Regions from separate parts of the Homo sapiens genome. Here region 2 is linked to region 1. Evidence: chromatin loops called from intact Hi-C (ENCODE). Cell type or tissue: Calu3. All regions are shown on one strand.

Region 1 (2,500 bases):
TCCTCCACATGATCTACTTTTCTAGATCAATCAGTATATACATAAATGAGGAGACATCCTAGTAGCTAAGATCTCAGGAACCTAAATGTCCCCAGGTAGCACTGCCCCAGCCACCTGACTCCAACAAGAGCAATGGAATGGACAGGGGTGGTTTTTGTTTGTTTGTTTGAGACAAGGTCTTGCTCTGTCGCCCAGGCTGATATGCAGTGGTGCAATCACAGCTCACTGCAGACTCAAACTCCTGGGCTCAAGTGATACTCCTGCCTCAGCCTCCGGAGTAGCTGGTACTACAGATGCATGCCACCATGTCTGGCTAATTTCTGTATTTTTTGTAGAGACAAGGTCTCACTATGATTCCCAGGCTGGTTTCATATTCTGGGCTCAAGCTGTCTTCCTGCCTTGGCCTTCCAAAGTGCTGGGATTACAGGCATGAGCTACCATCCCTGGCCAAGGATGGTTTTAATATGTTGTTACAAGACTCTAAAACAGACAAGTCTCTGAAATTCAGTCTCATAAGAATTTGAATTTGTATCTTCCTAATCCCCACTTCACTAACAGTAATTGTCAATAAAGAAAATTAATGCATGAACAATAGTTTTAAAAACTTATTTATGTAGCATGTTGAGTTTTGGAGTCAGGCAGAATATAAAATCCTGGCTCAGGGCTTAATAGTTGGGTAATTAGGCAAAATACTCTAATTCAATGAAATGAAGAATATAAATTCCTACCTTGAAAAATGATATGAATATGAAATATGATATTCATAGGGCTTTTTCTTACTGACAAAGTACAAACCCATTATAGAAATGGCTAAGATTTACCACTGTTACATGTAAAGCACCTAGTCCAGTAACTGTCAGAGGAAATTAATCAGTAAATAGTTTACAGCCTGTGATGTAGGTATGCTTACATGACAGGGTCAGAGCATTAAGTGACTTGCTAAATGATAAGTGGAAAGTGATAGAACCAGGTTTCAAATACATGTCTTCTAATATTAAAACCCAGATCTTTCCTAAGGTACTAAGTAATGTTAGCTGGAGGATGGGAGGACACATATTTTAGGAAATCACTGAAATGCTTATTGGTTCTGTATCTTGATATGAAATATCTTATGTGAATGCCCCAGAAAAATATTTAGTTCAAGATACTGAATCAATAAATGTTACTAATAGTTTCCATTCTTAGAAGAGGAGAAGACTAAACAAAGCTAAGGAAGAAAATGACAACCAGAAAGCGAACACTAGGTGTCACTACCACACTCCACTCTCTGCTTAGGAGTTTACAGACTGAATTCTTGAAAATAGCTGCAACAGGACCAAGCAAAATATTAACAATAGAGGCTGCAGTGACTCAAGAATAACTTGGGAAAATATCACCATAAGATCATGATGTCAGCCTCTTCAGTGAAAAATAACTCGAAACAAATTAAAACATATGAATTTATAGAAATCTAATTTGTTGACTGAAAAAATCAACTTTATATATTATTTAGTACTGTACAGAATATTCTTTTATTCATCTTACCTCATTTTTTGTACACTGCCTAAAGAGTTCATGCTGAAGTTCTTTTGCTTTTTCCAGTCCAGAATCTAATAAAATCTTCATTCCTAAGCCTACACCATCACAAACAGCATCCATGAATTCCTCCTAGAAAAAGAATTTAAGCATTAACTAGAAAATTTAGGTTTTATGTATTTTAATTTATTTAAATTTAGGTTTTATATATTTTAAATTATCAAGTAATTAAGTTATATTTTCTGCTTACTTTAGGACTATAATACATCCCAAGTTTATTAAGTTCAACTAAAGCTAGAATAAGAACTAACAGTCTGTGGTCTGTAAAGAAATAAAATTAGCAAATCTGTAATTTAGTATCCCATATATAACATATTGCAAAGAATGTTTATCATCTTTTAAGCAGGGCTCTATATTGCTAGAACACAGTAACATTCTTTTTTTTTTTTTTGAAATGGAGTTTCGCTCATGTTGCCCAGGCTGGAGTGAAATAGCACGATCTTGGCTCACTGCAACCTCCACCTTCCTGGTTCAAGTTATTCTCCTATCTCAGCCTCCTGAGTAGCTGGGATTACAGGCACCTGCCACCACACTCAGCTAATTTTTATATCTTTAGTAGAGACGGGGTTTCGCCATGTTGGCCAAGCTGGTCTTGAACTGCTGACCTCAGGTGATCCACCAGCCTTGGCCTCCCAAAGTGTTGGGATTACAGGTGTGAGCCACCGCCCCCAGCCAGAACACAGCAACATTCTAATATAATACAATGTTTTCAATAGCATAACTAGTGAAAGCAAGCAGATACAAATTATCTGGTATTACAACGTTTTTTCATGTGTTGATTGGCTGAGAAAACCCTCCACGGTGGATGACTAGCATCAAATTAAGGATCTGAAAGGTAAAATAAGGTTTGCAAAATAATCCAATATATTTAAAAGTTTTTTGGTTGTTTGGTTTTGTTGGGTTTTTTTTGAGATGGAGCCTTACT
Region 2 (2,500 bases), 280 kb after region 1:
TTACCACACTGTTTTCCACATTGGTTGAACTAGTTTACACTCCTACCAACAGTGTGTAAATGTTCCTTTTTCTCTGCAACTTTGTCAACACCTATTATTTTTTGACTTTTTAGTAAGAGCCATTCTAACCGGTGTGAGATGGTATCTCATTGTGGTTTTGATTTGCATTTCTCTAATGATCAGTGATATTGGGCTTTTTTTCATATGCTTGTTGGCCGCGTGTATGTCTATGTCTTTTGAAAAGTGTCTGTTCATGTCCTTTGCCCACTTCTTAATGAGATTATTTTTATCTTGTAAATATGTTTAAGTCCCTTATAGATGCTGGATATGAGACCTTGGTCAGATGCATAGTCCGAAAAATTTTCTCCCATTCTATAAGCTCTCTGTTCACACTGTTGATAGTTTCTTTTGCTGTGCAGAAGCTTTGTAGTTTAATTAGATCCTATTTGTCAATTTTTGCTTTTGTTGCAACTTCTTTTGGCACCTTTGTCATGAAATCTTTGCCCATTCCTATGTCCAGAATGGTACTGCCTAGATTTTCTTCCAGGGTTTTTATAGTTTTGGGTTTATATTTAATTCTTTAATCCATCTTGAGTTAATTTTTTTATATAGTGTAAGGAAAGTGTCTGTTTTCCATCTTCTGAGTATGGCTAGACCGTTATCCCAGCACCATTTGTTGAATAGGGAGTCCTTCCCCATTGTTTGCTTTGGTCAGCTTTTTCAAAGATCAGATGGTTGTAGATATGTGGCCTTATTTCTGGGCTCTCTGTTCTGTTCCATTTTTGTACCAGTACCATGCTGTTTTGGTTACTGTAGCCCTGTAATATAGTTTGCAGTCAGGTAACATGATGCCTCCTGCTTTGTTCTTTTTGCTTAAGATTGCCTTGGGTATTCAGGTTCTTTTTTGGTTCAATATGATTTTTAAAATAGTTTTTTTTAGTTCTATGAAGAATATCATTGGTAGTTTAATAAGAATAGCATTGAATCTATACATTGATTTGGGCAGTATGGCTATTTTAACAATATTGATTCTTCCTGTCCATGAGCATGGAATGTTTTTCCATTTGTTTGTATCATCTCTGATTTCTTTGAGCAGTGTATTGTAGTTCTCCTTGTAGAGATCTTTCACTTCCCTGGTTAGCTGTATTCCTAGGTATTTTATTCTTTTTGTGCCAGTTGTGAATGGGATTGCATTCCTGATTTGGCTCTTGGCTTAACTGTTGTTGGTGTATAGGAATGTTAGTGATTTTTGTACATTAATTTTGTATCCTGAGACTTTGCTGAAGTTGTTTATCAGCTTAAGGAGCTTTTGGGACAAGAGTATGTAGCCTTATGACCATCTTAACTAAAAGAAGGAAAGAAGAAGCTTTTAAATGAATTAATCTGGCATCATTCCTGAAATATGGTGACAGATTTATTGCTGTTTAATCGTCATGAACTCAGAAAGACATAATCTTCATAAGTTTTAATTACTGGGAAAATTATTTCTTACTCTACTGACATCTTGTGGCCAAATAGTACAATTAATGTTATTAGGATGGCTATCTTACCAAAGTCCTTAAAATATTAACTTATTTTCTGTTCAACAGATAATTATTGAGCACTTAAGCAGTATTTTTTCAAAATATAATCAGCTTTCAGTTAACTAGGCTAGTAAAATGGAACCTAGCACCAGTACTTAAAAACCAATTTTATACTTTGGCTTTAGAAAGTATACCATAAAGATAAGTATAAAGAAGAAATATAAATCACAATAATCTTACTAATCAGAAATATTGTGTCAATGTTTTGATGTTTTACTGACTGTTTTTTTTAGTACGTAGATTCATTCATTTGTACATTCATTTAATAAATATTTATTGAGCACCTATCATGTGCCAGACACTGTTTTAAACACTGAAGATATAATGATGAGCATAAACTTTGTCTTTTTAGACTTTATCATCTGGAGGGTAAGATGAGGAAACTTGGAGAATGTAGTAATAGATAAATCTGGGAAGAGAAAAAGGGACTGTACCAAGTAGCCTCTTGTAAGCCATAGTAAGATTCCCTTTACCTCAAGAGCAATGGAAAGAGAGTTGCATTTTGAAAAGTTTGTTTTCTTAGCAAGCCAAAGAAAAAGCTATTGTGTTCCAAACAAGGCAAAAATGTTTGAATCAGAGCAGTTATGATGGAGAGAAGTTGGTGAATTCCAGAAATATTTAGGATGCAAAATCTGCATGCTTTGGTGATGAATTGGACATGGGAGAAAGAAGGTGTCAAGGATGACTCCTAGGTTTCTGGTTTGCACACTGGGATAGTGGTGCCATTCAGTGAGATAAGGACTGCAGTAAGATCACATTTGTAGGGAAGGTCACTATTTCAATTTTGGACATAGGCCTTTGAGATATCCAAAAGAAAATGCTCGGTAGGCCACTGCATATATAAGTGCAGTCAGTACATTTGAGAATCATTTAGTAGCTGATGGACGTAGGCATGGCAGTGTTTCAAAGAGGGGCGA

What was found. Hi-C counts contacts between places; a loop is a spot of excess contacts. Peaks named below come from ENCODE experiments on the same cell type or tissue, not always from the same donor. Only the 100,000 strongest peaks of a DNase experiment are listed, where the experiment ranks them.
Region 2: a loop joins it to region 1, with 3 times the contacts of the local background. A loop is called at or near these places in 18 of 110 quality-filtered maps.

What each region holds. Positions count from the first base shown.
Region 1 is chr1:200,557,806-200,560,305 of GRCh38, forward strand. KIF14 (kinesin family member 14) reads right to left here. Exons shown (of 30, transcript NM_014875.3): 27 at 1,525-1,647. Among named protein-coding and RNA genes, the nearest start is that of KIF14, 62 kb to the right of the region's middle. RefSeq lists a silencer at 1,170-1,219. In Calu3, no CTCF peak of the experiment used is centred here; a DNase peak (open chromatin) is centred at 1,256.
Region 2 is chr1:200,836,660-200,839,159 of GRCh38, forward strand. The region is part of intron 6 of CAMSAP2 (calmodulin regulated spectrin associated protein family member 2); the gene reads left to right. Among named protein-coding and RNA genes, the nearest start is that of GPR25, 35 kb to the right of the region's middle. In Calu3, a CTCF peak has its summit at 1,508 (motif pointing left); no DNase peak of the experiment used is centred here.